Linked DNA regions of Mus musculus: region 2 is linked to region 1. Evidence: chromatin loops called from intact Hi-C (ENCODE). Cell type or tissue: left cerebral cortex. All regions are shown on one strand.

Region 1 (8,000 bases):
CACTTTCCTGAAACCTCATGTGAAAAAGTGCATGGAATATGAACCATTTTGCTTTGATTTGAGAGCTGATGGTCTAAGGCCATGCCACTTTGAACAATTTTGATTTCACTTGAAAGGTGACAGTGACCACAAAATGTTAGGAACCACATGGATAAGGGTCTGTGCCCTGTAGTGAACTTGTATTCTTAGTAGCATCTGAAGGAATTGGGGGGTCAGTATTCCATCAATGATGATCATGATCGTCCATGATCCTGCCAGGAGCCAATGGCATGGCTAAAGTAAAAGTCTGAAGAAAGGTCTTGAGTCATTATCCTGGAGTGTGCGGTGTGGCAGTCATACAGGGGATATAGGCTGATGTTTTCTACTTCATATCACAACATCAGAACAAGAAGGTCCTTCTGCAGGCTCAGAGTCCTTAGCACTGAAAAGTCTGAGCTGGTGACATACTGATCCCTCTGAATTCAGCTTGGTGGACACTTCATTACAACCTAGTAAATAAGTGACTTTTTTAAAAAATATAAATTTGTAGCTTGATGAGGATAGACACAGAAGAAGAGATGTGACGGTTGGTATCTTTGTAGGGCCTACTTTGTTCTGTAGGAAAGTTCACAAGATGGGCTTAATGAGTCTTAGGAAGCAGACTCCGGTAAGTAGGAAATCTTCTGAGGAGCAACAGAGTATGACCCTTTAACAGGCCTGGTTAGCATTTTGGTTCAATTCAGTTAGAGGTTCTTGTGTGTGTGTGCGCGCGCGTGTGTGTGTGTGTGTGTGTGTGTGTGTGTGTGTGTGTTTCTCAGACCACACCCATGTGGTTATTCCAAAAAGGTGAGTGACAGTCATTGGCTCCAAATACACCTTTCACTTCTGGAGCTGGCTCAGGCACATCTTTAGTAAGAGCTGGTTAGAAAAAAAAGTTTGTCCTCCCCCCGCCCCCCACTGTTAAGAACTGGGGCAGAAATGGGGTCATTCACTGGAATGCAAGCTAGTGACTTGGATTTATATGAAGAAGTAGGTGTGAATTCTGGCTAATGTTTTGTAGACCTTAGTAGGGTGGTTTGGACAGTACAACATTGATGTGCTGGTTTCAGTTTAAGAAACTCTCCTGAGATTGCACAGAGTCAAAGCATTTGCAGAGAGGCACAGCCCAAAACTCTAATCCGAGTTCTGCTCCACAAAGCCCCTTCTAATCCTCTTCTACCCTGCTGTGAGTAGAAGCCCAGGGAAGGGCAACAGGAGCAAACTCTGCAGGAGACAGATTTAATTCAATCTAGCAAACACTAATCAAGCCCCTCTGGTGTGCTGGACACTGGGCAGGATCTGGCGATACAGATCCTGCTCAGTGATCAAGGAAGTCACCATGTACAGGCAGCAAAAGCATGTCACATAATGAAACAGATGAGGGTGGGGACAGGAGACTGAGGGATGACTTAAGTTACAAGAGGATGCTAAGAGAGAGAGAAGAGCAGGTGGGCATCCCAGGCAGAGGAAAAGATGCTAGCAAGAAGGCATCCAAGTACTGAAGAAACCTGAGAGGACATTGTCTTGAGGAAAAGATGGGAGGAAAAGGGCACAGTTATTGATTCGTTCGGCAAATATTAAATGCTGGAGATAGAATAGTAACAACAAATAAGTGAATTTCTACTTAAGCAGAACTCTCAGGGCAGGAGATTGAGTTAACTTAGAGTCCCCCAACCCCCCAAACAAACACAAAAACAAAACTCAGATGAAGCAATAGATATAGAATATGCTTTTGTTTTGCTGAGACTGCCGTGATAAAGTACCACAACTAGGTGGAGTAGATAACATAATTTATTGTCCTATGCTTCTGGAGGCTGGAAGTCCAAGGTCAGGGCTTGGGCAGGTTGGCTTATTACAAAGGCAGTGTAGGGGGGCCTTACTCTGTGCCTTCCTCCAACTTCTGGCATTTTGCTAGTAGCTTTTGGGTTCCTTTGCTCATAGAAGTATCTCCTTGAGTTTTGCCTTCATCATCATATGGTAATCATACACACTCTGTGTGTGTGTGTGTGTGTGTGTGTGTGTGTGTGTGTGTCTGTCCTTCTGGTCATATTGGATCAAAATTTACTTCAAAGGACCTAATCTTAAATGTTTACCATATTAAAGACACTCTTTCCAAATAAAGACCCTTTCATAGGTAATAGATATTAAAGCTCTTACATCTTTTTGCAGGAATACATAGTTTTATGCACATGTTGAATTATAATTTGCATGTTAGATTATAATAATATTCTGGAGAGAAAAAGTCAGTCCAATTATGGTGACAATGGCATCTACGTGTGAGGCAAAGAGAGATGGAGGTTTGTGGTCTGCATATTGGTCCAGGATATGCATTACTGTGAAGGTGATATTGGAAGAAACCTAGATGTCGGGGCTTAGACATGTCTGGGTAGTCTAGAGGTATGAGCCAAATGCTAAGGTTCGGAGAGAGCATTTCCCTAGGAGATACAGAGACACCTAAGAGACAAGTGAGGCTGGAGAGGAATCAGGAGAGGCTGTTGCAGGAACTGTGTTCGGTGACCATGGGTTTCTGAAGGATGCAGAGACATGCTGCCTTCAGAAAGTCTTCATGGAGCCATGGAAGAGAAGTGTGAGATGATCCACCTTAGATTTAGAAGCTTTTGAGGGTTACTATGACAGTAACTTAGGGGTGGTTGAGGGGAGACCAGTAGGAGGTGGCCATGAGAGTCCAGGTGAGAGGTGGGGCTGATTCATCAGGAGGAATGGATAAAGGTGGAGAGAGATTTGAGCTATACATGGCACATGCTTATGGAAATGGCAATGGGACCTGAGGCTCTCAGGCTAGGCCGAAGTTCATGCTAATCTCAAACCTCCCATCGTCTGCACAGAGAGGACACTCTCCTGGGTGAGTTTGTGGGTGTCCATATGCAATAGGATATGCTGAAAGTGACTTTCTGTGGACTGTCTGTACTCAGCAATGGCTTTCTTTTCTCCTAGCTGGAAGACTTAGCCCTTCAGTGATAGAGGGCCACACACTGTAGACTTCTAATCTCCATATAAAAATGGAGATGAGATCCACAAATAAATGAGGCAGTATATCCTGATAACAACATTCACCTTGCAGGAGTATCGTAAGGACGTGTTGTTTTTTTTTTGTTTTTTTTGTTTGTTTGTTTTTTCGAGACAGGGTTTCTCTGTGTAGCCCTGGCTGTCCTGGAACTCACTCTGTAGACCAGGCTGGCCTCGAACTCAGAAATCCACCTGCCTCTGCCTCCTGAGTTCCGGGATTAAAGGCGTGTGCCACCACGCCCGGCTAGGACGTGTTGTTAAAAGGACTGTTCAACACTAGATTTCCAAGAGGCACCCAATAGGTGTCGATTGTTGTTAATAAATATCAGTTTGGTGCTCCAGGGAGAAATTGTTTGGAATAAGACTTTTGGAAGACATGGCTCTCTGTGTGACCTTGGGCAATCTACAGTTTCCTGTGCAGATGCTATGTCCTGTGCAGATGCTATGCAGGCAATGACTCGGGACAGGACTCACACAACTAACTGATGTTAACCTTGAATCTAAACTGACACATAGTCACATTTTACCAAGTTAAAGTCAACTAAATTAGACCATATGAAACTGAAGACAAAAACTGGGTTGCTATTCACTTTCGTACTATTTATATAATAAAGTTATTAGAAAACCTATGATCCAGAGTTCCCAGTGTGGAGATGTTTAACCCAATTAAGGAAGTAAACTTTAAAGTTATGTCAGAGCCAATCAGCAGAATCACTTTATATACCCATTTATGTGTAGAATATGTATCCCTGGATTTAGTCTTCATCATTAGAAAAAAAGTGTTAAAAAAATGTGTCTTCCTTCCCCCAACCCCCAGTGGCCACCCATAGACGGCCATTAGTATTTCTGTGAATTCCTGCTGACAGCCAAAGAAGGGTTCTTTACAAATCCTACAACTCCAACTTCCTAAAGCTTTGTGCTGCTGTTCTCAGAATCATCTTGGAATGGACTACAGAGGTCTGGCTGGCAGGCTTACTTAGGCAGCGTTGTAAAAGAGAGAGCGGCACAACTGAAAAAGATCTTGTTGGCAGCACCACACAGGACGAGTGTTCTTTATTTTTAAAAAAGGCCTATAAATATACAATTTAGCTCTTTGGTCCTCAGCTAGATTCAGTGTGGGTTTAGGGTTTGTGGTTCACATTAGAGTGTCTGAATCCTGGAGTCTGGCTTGTTTAGGAGCTTAGTCCTCCCAGCTAAGGTCAAAAGGAATTGGAAAATTCACCTTCCCTGGTCTTCTGACAGAACTCTGGGATGTGTTTTTGGAGGTCACGTCTCTGCAGCCTTTTTCAATTAGCCGAACTCTAGATGGACCTTTTCATCTTCCTGGCCATGTTCTGAGAGAAGGCAGCAATTGAGCAAACATCTGTGAAGGGCAACTGGCTTGTGCTAATTGTTGTTGGCACAAAAACTTTTTTAAAAAAAGTGTATACCTCCCTCCCCCAAATGGTTTTATTTGACCAAGAGTGAATTTGTAAGAAAGTAAATCTAGTTCAATTTGTTTTCTAAACATCAGTTCAGCTTGATATAAGACTTTGTACCCAAAGTCCAGCTGCTCCAGACTGCCAGGACAAAATAAATAAATATATTAATTGCTTGGAAAAAAATAACAGAAAAAAAACCCAGCTGTGACTAATGGAAAAAACAAGCCAATAAATGGAACCCCGAGTGTTATTGCACTGTGGAAGATTACCAGTGAGGCTGGAATTACATACATTCAGAAACCCATACAAACAGACATCTCAACTTCTTACCCCGAGAAACCGCAAAGACAACTAAAGACTAAGCTCTTCTTCCATCTGGAGGTGACGCACCTGTAAACATCCAAGACAGAGGTATACACAAGTTTGCCTTTTCTTCTCCCTCACTTTGCCTTCTTGGATTTAGCAGTACTAGTTGGAAGAATGTTGGGAAGACTCACATATATGTTTTTGGTCAGGAGGATAAAGGAAACACACAAGGTGCTGACAAGACCACTAAAGCTTTGCATCTAAGTGTGGTGGTCAGGCAGTCCCAGACATCCTTTGCCCAGCCTCCTCTGGAGGTTGGGGTTTGCTGTTTGAACTCTGACCTTTGTTGTCTAGCTAGCTCTGACTCATGTTGCAGAACACAGTTCAAAGGCTACTCCTCAGCAAGGGTCAGCATCCTGCTTGTGTGTTGTCCTGCCTGCTCTATTTTTGTACTTTTCCATCACCATCATAGACCTTTTCAGATCCTGCTCTCATGAATTGATAGGATGTTTGGTGATTTGGTCAATATCTGCCTCTTTCTCTGGATTGGGGGATACATAAAAGCACTGTTCACAACCCATCTAGAGAGCAATGCAGAGTTGTCTCTTAGTAAATACAGTGAATAAACTAGCAGGCCCCCTCAAAGAACACAATGATGGCTATGTGTCAGGTACTGTAGCCAATACCTTCATATTTCAATTAACCACTGTGCTGCTCTACAAAGTTTCAGTCCCAAACAAACAAACAACTAAGGCCTTAGTTAGGCCTTCTATTGCTGGGCTAAAACACCATGAACAAAAGCAACTGTGGAAGAAAGCGTTTATTTGTCTTACATTTCATATCATAGTCCATTACTGAAGGAAGTCAAGGTAGGAGTTCAAGGCAGGAACCTAGAGGGAGAAGAGGGAGAGGGGGAGGGAGGAGAGGGGGAGGGGGAGGGAGAGGGAGAGGGAGAAGGAGAGGGAGGAGAATCAGTGTGCAGTGTCAGCCACCTGGAACTAACTGGAATCCAAAGGGATTTTATGTTTCCACCTCTCTGCTCTGCCATCTACATCACACCTAGCTCATCTAATAGGCTCAGGCCAGCTCCACTCCATAGCTACTGCTGTCTTTGGTGGTCATCTCATGGTAGTAGCATCTCCGAAACGCTGATGTCCACTGAACAGGGCTGACCTTCACCTTGGCTTCTCTTGGGTTCTCCTTGGAGACACTAATTCTGCCACATGGTGCCAAATCTCAGCTTCTTTCCATGACCTCTGCAATCCTTGGGCTTCAACTGCCATTGAGGCTTTAAGAATGGCCTTTCCCAGTTTCTCCCAGTGCCAAGCATCAGCTGCTCTCTGTGATCTATTCTGGCCTTCAAAACCAATATTACTTAGGAAACTCTTAAATATTACCTTGTTCAGTGACATGCATCAGGTGTAGCCTTGATCCCCTCTGGGCTATGGCTCATGTATATGGGTTGAACATGAAGAAATGAAGAAAAAGTTTCCAGAAGATTTTGCCTTAATGATTCTTCTTTCTTTCCCCTCCCTCCCTCCCTCCCTCCCTCCCTCTTTCTTGCTTTCTTGCTTTCTTGCTTTCTTGCTTTCTTGCTTTCTTGCTTTCTTGCTTTCTTGCTTTCTTGCTTTCTCGGTCTCTTGTTGATCACACTTAATTCTTCTTAGTCCAAAATAACAGCATAACAGTCCTGAAAGTTCATAAACCAGGCCTTTATTGGTATCTCTCAGCACTCTTATATTCCAAACTCCCACAGAATAATCTACTGACCTCTCAACAATCAATGTTTTTTTTTTTTCCAGCTCAAAGTTCCAATGCCACTATAATCTTCTCCCAAAGAACACAGTCACTCCTGTCACAGCAATATGGTAGCAATTTCTATATTAACTAAGGGTTCTATTTAGAACTGTAACTAAGACTTTATGAATAAAAGCATGTATGGAAGAAAGGGTTGATTTGTCTTACATTTCCATATCACAGTCCATCACTGAGGGAAATCAGGGCTGGAACTTGAGGAAGGAACAGAAGCAGAAATTACAGAAGAGTGCTAGTTACTGGCTTGTCCTTCACAGTTCGTTCAGCTCAGCTAGTTTGCTTGCTTTCTTTCTTTCTTTCTTTCTTTCTTTCTTTCTTTCTTTCTTTCTTTCTTTCTTCCTTCCTTCCTTCCTTCCTTCCTTCCTTCCTTCCTTCCTTCCTTCTTTTCTTTTCTTTTCTTTTCCTTCCTTTCTTCCTTCCTTTTCTTTTTTTAAATTTTTTATTTTTATTAGATATTTTCTTCATTTACATTTCAAATGCTATCCCGAAAGTCCTCTATACCCTCCCCCCAAGGGCCTCTCCTCCCAATGATGGCCGACTAGGCCATTCTCTGCTACATATGCAACTAGAGACACAGCTCTTGGGGGTGGGGGTACTGGTTAGTTCATATTGTTGTTCCACCTATAGGGTTGCAGACCCTTTCAGCTTCTTGGGTACTTTCTCTTGCTCCTCCATTGGGGGCCCTGTGTTCCATGCAGTAGATGACTATGCGCCTCCACTTCTGTATTTGCCAGGCACTGGCATAGCCTCACAAGAGACAGCTATATCAGGGTCCTTTCAGCAAAATCTTGTTGCTATATGCAATACTGTCTGGGTTTGGTGGTTGTATATGGGATGGGTCCCTGGATGGGGCAGTCTCTGGATGGTCCTTCCTTCCATGTCTTCTCCAAACTTGGTATCTTTAACTCTTTCCATGGGTATTTTGTTCCCCATTCTAAGGAGGAACGAAGTATCCACACTTTGGTCTTGAGTTTCATGTGTTTTGCAAATTGTATGTTGGGTATTTTAAGTTTCTGGGCTAATATCCACTAATCAGTGAGTGCATATCAAGTGAGTTCTTTTGTGATTGGGTTACCTCACTCAGGATGATACCCTCCAGGTCCACCCATTTGCCTAGGAATTTCATAAATTCATTCTTTTTAATAGCAGAGTAGTACTCCATTGTGTCAATGTTCCACATTTTCTGTATCAATCCCTCTGTTGAGGGACATCTGGGTTCTTTCCAGCTTCTGGCTATTATAAATAAGGCTGCTATGAACATAATGGAGCATGTGTCCTTATTACCAGTTGGAACATCTTCTGGATATATGCCCAGGAGAGGTATTGTGGGATCCTCCGGTAGTACTATGTCCAACTTTCTGAGGAACTGCCAGATTGATTTCTAGAGTGGTTGTACCAGCTTACAATCCCACC
Region 2 (8,000 bases), 120 kb after region 1:
TGTCAATTAAAGAATTGGCCTATATCTTTGATCTGTGTTTAGATTTTCTGATGACAGAATTTTATAATAACTAGAGCTAATAATGCAATCTTTGGTGGCAATATAGCAGGGGATCTGTGGAGAGGTCTTAAGGTGTTAATAATTAGCAGCATACGAAGCACACAGTCTCAAAGCAATTAAGGATGGTAATTGAATATTTGGTTGCAGAGCAAAACGGCTCATGTCTATGTAGCTGGAGTTACTGTTTGCTTGCTTATAGGAGTTATATTATACAAATAAGCTTGAAAGTCCAGAACAAAATGATATGAGCCAAACCAATGCTTGTCTTACAGGAAGCCATATTTTTGAGTAGCAATGCCTTCTTGCTATATGTGACGCTGTTGGCTGCAAACCTCAAGAGTAACAATTCAATTTTTCAGCCTGTCTATAATAAATATGGCACACCATTTACTCATGAAAAATTTAATTGTCAGGGATAGTCTGATGTCATTTGATTTGGTAAACACTTCCATGTTCATGTACTTTAAATGCAGTCAGAGGTCAGACAAAAATGGCCACAATATCACATGTATGCTCGTTTAAGGGCATAGGGGAATATTAATGTTGAATTCAGAATGACCCAGGTATCTTTTTATAGAGATTCTCTCCAGCCTTTGCATGGACTTCGTCAGCAATGACAGATCAAGAATCGATAAATGGGACCTCATAAAATTGCAAAGCTTCTGCAAAGCAAAAGACACCGTCAATAAGACAAAAAGGCCACCAACAGATTGGGAAAGGATCTTTACCTATCCCAAATCGGATAGGGGACTAATATCCAATATATATAAAGAACTCAAGAAGGTGGAGTCCAGAAAATCAAATAACCCCATTAAAAATGGGGCTCAGAGCTGAACAAAGAATTCTCACCTGAGGAATATCGAATGGCAGAGAAACACCTGAAAAAATGTTCAACATCCTTAATCATCAGGGAAATGCAAATCAAAACAACCCTGAGATTCCACCTCACACCAGTCAGAATGGCTAAGATCAAAAACTCAGGTGACAGCAGATGTTGGCAAGGATGTGGAGAAAGGGGAACACTCCTCCATTGTTGGTGGGATTGCAAGCTTGTACAACCATTCTGGAAATCAGTCTGGCGGTTCCTCAGAAAATTGGACATAGTACTACCGGAGGATCCTGCAATACCTCTCCTGGGCATATATCCAGAAGATGTCCCAACCGGTAAGAAGAACACATGCTCCACTATGTTCATAGCAGCCTTGTTTATAATAGCCAGAAGCTGGAAAGAACCCAGATGCCCCTCAACAGAGGAATGGATACAGAAAATGTGGTACATTTACACAATGGAGTACTACTCAGCTATTAAAAAATGAATTTATGAAATTCCTAGGCAAATGGATGGACCTGGAGGGTATCATCCTGAGTGAAGTAACCCAATCACAAAGGAACTCGCACAATATGTACTCACTGATAAGTGGATAATAGCCCAGAAACTTACGATACCCAAGATATAAGATACAACTTGCCAAACGCATGAAATTCAAGAAGAACGAAGACCAAAGTGTGGACACTTTACCCTTTCTTAGAAATGGGAACAAAACACCCATAGAAGGAGTTACAGAGACAAAATTTGGAGCTGTGACGAAAGGATGGACCATCTAGTGACTGCCATATGCAGGGATCCATCCCATAATCAGCTTCCAAATGCTGACACCATTGCATACACTAGCAAGATTTCGCTGAAAGGACCCAGTTATAGCTCTCTCTTGTGAGACTATGCCGGGGCCTAGCAAACACAGAAGTGGATGATCACAGTCAGCTATTGGATGGGTCACACGGCCCCTAATGGAGGAGCTAGAGAAATTACCCAAGGAGCTAAAGGGAACTGCAACCCTATAGGTGGAACAACAATATGAACTAACCAGTACCTGGGAGCTCTTGTCTTTAGCTGCATATGTATCAAAAGATGGCCTAGTCGGCCATCACTGGAAAGAGAGGCCCATTGGACTTGCAAACTTTATATGCCCCAGTATAGGGGAACGCCAGGGCCAAAAAGGGGGAGTGGGTGGGTAGGGGATTGGGGGGTGGGTATGGGGGACCTTTGGGATAGCATTGAAAATGTAAATGAGGAAAGTACCTAATTAAAAAAAAAAAAAAACAACAACATACACACACACCCTGAAACCCACAGGCCATGTGGGTGCTGCAGCTGTCCAGGAGGTTTTTTGTTTGTTTGTTTGTTTTTGTTTTTTGTTTTTCTTCAGACAGTGGAGGAGTAGGTCAACTGATGTTTTTCTCCTTAGCCTCCATCCACTTCCTGAAGACGTGATACGATATTTATTTTTTAAGTTAAGGCCCCAACAGGCAGTAAAGGATAGCAACCCGGCACCTTAAAATTTCCCAGCTAATCAATCACCCCCGCCCTGTTTGAGGAACTCGATGCATCCATTAATCTCACAGACACTGTGGAGTGTGCATGGGCTATGTAAAAGGCAAAGCATACTGCAGGCCTGAGTACTAACTTACTATGCAAATATATCTGCTATCGTGGAGGAAAGGAGCTTAGGGGTTACTGAACAGGGCTGGAACACCAGGATGAAGCATTAGCCTGAGGTTGGGACACACGCTTCAGGGGTAACGACTTGACCTCTTTGGATCGGGGAAAGTTCCTGTTTGTTTCGTAATGTGTGTGCATTTCATTATTTGCGCGACTTCACGAGGCGCTTGGGAGCGGTGTCCACAGCAAGGTGAGCCTGCAGCAGCACCCCAGACTTAGAAAGTGGAACCAAACACCCCATTTCATTGTCTTTGAAATATATTTAGTAAAAATTTCTCAAACTATACCTATGTCTAGTTGCTAAATTATTTTTCGTGAAATGTTTGTTGGACTTATTTTGGGAAAAATAAAATCCATATTCATTTTCCCTGTGTTTTAAGGACGGATTAAAAAGTAAAACTCGCTCAGATAAGCTGCCACCACCACGCTTGGCCCCATGGTGGTGGTGCATTCTTGCAAGCCCAGTGTTTGCAAAGTGGAGCGAGCCCTGTGCAGTTCAAGGTCATCCGCTTCTCCACTGGGAGGAGTTTGAAGCCAACCTGGTCTCCTTGAGACCCAGTCTCACAAAACCAAACCCCAACAAAATTGACCGGTAAACGATGGCCAATAAACCATTCGACCAGGGAGTCTTGTTGGGTTCCCGGTCTCAATCCCGTTCCCAAAGCAAGGCAACTCCATTGGGAAAATTGTTTGGAGCAAGGGGAGCACGGGAGACAGGGCGGATTTTGGAGTCTCCAGGCTTTTGAAAGGGTATTAGGACTTGGGTGCAGCAGGCTTCCCGTGTTGCTGCAGCCCCAGTTTGATTTTCGCAGGCTTGCCTGTCCCGATTGTGGGGTGAGAGGGGGTGTAGGTGGGAGTGTAGGGCGGGGGGCGTGTCCTCGAGTCAGACACGCCCCCACCGACCTTAAAACGCGCAAGCCTGCGCCGGACCGCTGCCTCTCGCGCTCGCGGGGACTGCCACGCTCAGTGCGGTCCCCAGCCCCGCGCCTGCCGCTCCCGCACCCGTGTCGCAGAGCTGCCCATGGCTGACCTGAGCTTCATTGAGGATGCAGTCGCCTTCCCCGAGAAGGAGGAAGACGAGGAAGAGGAGGAGGAGGAGGGCGTGGAGTGGGGTTACGAGGAAGGTAGGCTCGTGGGGCCGCTGTCGCGGCTGCTACGCCCCACGCGGTCCCCCACTTGCCCCTCCGTGGCTGCCTGAGTGCTGTTCGCACCTGCTGCACCCAGGCAGCCACATCTCCCAGCCTGGAGCAGACGTGCAACCGAGTTGCTTTCTAGTCTTGGGAAGTATAACCAAACGCACTTCAGAAAAACCGTCCCGAATTGCAGGCTGGATCTTGGGGACTTTAAAAAGAGTTTTCTAAATCTGTCTTCGCAGATCCAGGGCTTCGAATAGTCATTAGTGCCCGCCCATGTTTCCTGTATACACGGAGAAAAGAGCAAAAGAACTAATATGTATGGGACACTGTATTTGCATTTTAAACAAGTGGCGCTCATTAGCGTTACAGGTTTTCTGTTGTCTCTGAGCATGTGGGGCTTTGAGGAAATTTCCCAGTACTGCACATAATTGAACTGATGAGCAGAAGAAATTTCTGAGGTATCTTTTTTCTAGTCACTTCAAGATGGCATAAGTTTCTTAGATCCCTACATCAAAGCGTCTGTATGCACAGACAGTAGAGGATTTTGTGTGTGATATTTAACAACAGATCACTCACGTAATGAATGTAAAAACCCACACACATTTCTTATATTTCATCTACATACAGATGATAGTCACAGCTATAATGTTAAGGATTATGAGATTTTTGTGTTATATTTTACTGTCATTAACCTTAAAAAAATCCAACCTAGTCTCATTTTGTCTTCAGGTGTTGAGTGGGGCTTAGTGTTTCCTGATGCTAATGGGGAGTACCAGTCACCTATCAACCTAAACTCCAGAGAAGCCAGGTATGACCCCTCACTGCTGGATGTCCGCCTGTCTCCAAATTATGTGGTGTGCCGGGACTGTGAAGTCACCAACGATGGACACACCATTCAAGTCATCCTGAAGTCAAAATCAGGTAATTTGGAACACATGTTTCTGCACTTTTATAAGCAAGCTCTGATTTAACTTGTATGGTTTTAAAGGCGACACCAACACAGTTTCTATTTTCATGGTCCTTATAAGTTGCATTTTTCTGGGAATTATTTTCTAATAGAGTTCTCAGGGGCTAAGAGGGTGAAGTGATGATTATCTCAGCTGGCTGTTCTTCCAAAACTGTGCCTGGAGCTGCCTCTTGCTCAAACAAACATTTACTGAGCTATGAAGGAAGGAGTGCACACACAGGCTTGCGGAATTGGGTCTTTCTGCTGTGCGTTTTGTTCTAAGTTACTGATTAGCTGAAATCATTTAATTATAATGTCTTTTGAAAATAGTTTGTGAGACCAAAGATTGGGATGTATTGATATCACCTGTGTTCAAACTTTTCAAATTAAAGTTCCCTTCTCTATCAATGACAAGAATAACTTTAATGTTGAATGCAGTCCGATATTTAAGTGGCAACTCAGTGCTTGCTTTTGGTTATTGTTAACTCACTCACTCTTCTTGAACCTTGCCGAAATGAATCTGAAATGTTTTGTGGAAAATGCAATTTCTGGGAGAATTGCTTTCCAGCTTAAATGTAGGAGAGACAAAAACAGATTTAAAAAACATTAGCACTAAGATTGTGTTTTTCATGGGGAATAATGACTATTTTTCCTCCTGGAAGGAATGTAACATTAGTGTGTTGAGTGTTGATGTGTTTTACAAACAGACTGTGCTTACATTAATTCCAAATTGATCAGCTAGGTATTTCAAACCATGAAACCATTAGGTCTGTCATTAGGCAAAGAAGATATTTATTCCTCATCTTGTTTCACAGTTTCAATTCGAAATCCACCAGGCAGAGCCTGTATTCTTTGCAGTTATTGGTAGTTTAATTGAGGTGGGGACAGCTCCTGAAAACAGTGTGTATTTTATATGGAGCTAGTAAACACACACACACACTCACACACATTCACACACACACTTACATTCACACACACACTTACATTCACACACACTCACACACATTCACACACACATTCACACACACTCACACACACACAAACACACTCACAAACATTCACACATTCACACACTTACATTCACACTCACACACACTCACTCACAAACACATACTCACACACACACATTCACACACACACTCACACAGTGAACTTAGATTTGAGCTTAAATCAGAATGCTTTGGAGATGTTTATCTCTGGTCATTACATATTCTATACTTCTGTATACTTTATATATTCCTGGCCCCTCCCCTCCTCTGACCTCCACTCCCGAGCAGAAGGAACTGCTGCCTGTAGTTTTGTCCTGACTTGCAAGGCTGGATCCAGACTTCATTCTCTACTTCTTTCTGGACCTTCCTCCCTCAGGGGCCCAGTCCTCTCCTGTCACTACAGTGATTTCTCCCTTTTAATGTGTCAAGAAACGTCCTGCGCACGGCGGTGCACACCTTTTAATCCAGCACTGCAGAGGAAGAGGAAGGTGGGGTCTCTCGACTTCCAGGTTAACCTGATCTACATAGGGAGTTTCAGCCATGGCTACACAGTAAGAGCTTATCTAAAAAAAAAAAAAAAAAAAAGAAGAAGAAGGCAAGTGACTGGAAAAAAAAAATCTCTTAATTAGTTTATTACAGCTTCTCTAAGGAATTGTCTTTAAACTCTGAACACTATTATTTATTTATTTAATGAAGCTTCTTTTCTTTATCAAAATGGACTACAGATATAATTTGAATAGTTGGCTATGTCTACATTTTCTCTACATCTAACTACAGCCTGTCTTGCTGTAGACTTCGGTTTTCCTATAGGAACTTCCGGTTTTCCTATAGGAACAACTACTTTGAACCTTTAAAAACTTTACTTTTTCTGGTTTTTTTTTTTTTGAGGTTATAATATAATTCCATCATTTCCCCATCCCTTTCTTTCCTAACTTTTGTGTATTACCCCTTCTTGCTATCTTTCAAACCCATGGCCATTTTCATTAATATATATATATATCTTAGTCAGGGTTTCTATTCCTGCACAAACATCATGACCAAGAAGCAATTTGGGGAGGAAAGGGTTTATTCAGCTTACATTTCCACATTGCTGTTTATCACCAAGGAAGTCAGGACTGGAACTCAAGCAGGTCAGGGAGCAGGAGCTGATGCAGAGGCCATGAAGGGATGTTCTTTACTGGCTTGCTTTCCCTGGCTTGCTCAGCCTGCTCTCTTATAGAACCAAGACTACCAGCCCAGAGATGGTCCCACCCACAAGGGGCCTTTCCCCCTTGATCACTAATTGGGAAAATGCCTTACAGTTGGATCTCATGGAGGCATTTCCTCAACTGAAGCTCCCTTTTCTGTGATAACCCCAGCTGTGTCAAGTTGACACAAAACTAGCCAGTACAATATATGTGTGTGTGTGTGTGTGTGTGTGTGTGTGTGTATGTATGTATGTGTGTGTGTATGTGTGTGTGTGTGTATGTGTGTGTGTGTGTGTATGTATGTATGTATGTGTGTGTGTATGTATATATATGTGTGTGTGTGTGTGTATGTATGTGTGTGTGTGTGTATGTGTGTGTGTGTGTATGTGTGTGTGTGTATGTGTGTCTGTATGTGTGTGTGTCTGTGTGTGTGTGTATGTATGTATGTATGTGTGTGTGTGTCTGTGTGTGTGTGTGTGTGTGTGTGTGTAAAACCTGCTCAGTCTGTATAATGTTACCGACATGTTTGTTTTCAGGGCTGAACTTTTTAAAGTTGTTTCCATTGTCATTACCTCTGTATTTCTTAATAACAGGCTTATGCCATTTGCTCTGATATTTAAGAGTTCTTCAGTCTCCGTGCTGTGGAAGGGGAGGTGTGTCTTATTACTCTTTCCTGTCCTGGTTTTGTCCCACATCATTAAAGTATATTGTTATTAAAAGTAATACTCAAAGCATAATTGCTATGACCTTGCACCTGCCATTTCTGCCCGAGGCTCTATTGGGTTTCCTTTATGGAACAATGTTTTCCTTTGGAGTTACTGTATTCTTGTTTATATCTTTTTAACGTTGCCTAAGAGGAACTCCCTTCCAACTCTGACAGATGATAGATCCTGTCTCAGGACATTCAACAGCAGTGAGTCCTCCCTTCTCCCTTGTCCTTTCTCTGGCCCCTGGGAGCTGCCCCTGCGTCTCTGGACTGCCACCGAAACACACAGACTTTTTGAGTTTGCTCTCAATTTTCAGTTTCTAAAATCTGGTGCAGATGATTTGATTTTCTTTTGAATTTCACCCTTCAGTGTCTTATGAAAATGAGACCCTTCTTCATCGTTTTCTGTTGCCTTCCTCCTGTTTGCATATTTTGGGTTCCTTCTTTCTCAGTTCCGTTCTGTCCTTTCCTCTTAG

The links. A loop is a pair of places that touch in the nucleus more often than their neighbours do. Peaks named below come from ENCODE experiments on the same cell type or tissue, not always from the same donor. Only the 100,000 strongest peaks of a DNase experiment are listed, where the experiment ranks them.
Region 2: it touches region 1 in a loop (3-fold over the local background); 2 of 42 quality-filtered maps call a loop at or near these places.

The regions. Positions count from the first base shown.
Region 1 is chr4:8,358,619-8,366,618 of GRCm38, reverse strand. No RefSeq gene overlaps it. Among named protein-coding and RNA genes, the nearest start is that of Gm42252, 57 kb to the left of the region's middle. In left cerebral cortex, a CTCF peak has its summit at 3,877; a DNase peak (open chromatin) is centred at 4,067.
Region 2 is chr4:8,234,536-8,242,535 of GRCm38, reverse strand. It overlaps Car8 (carbonic anhydrase 8), which reads left to right and starts at 3,495. Exons shown (of 9, transcript NM_007592.3): 1 at 3,495-3,684; 2 at 4,426-4,617. The coding sequence starts at 3,582. In left cerebral cortex, no CTCF peak of the experiment used is centred here; a DNase peak (open chromatin) is centred at 3,542; H3K4me3 peaks cover 1,584 bases.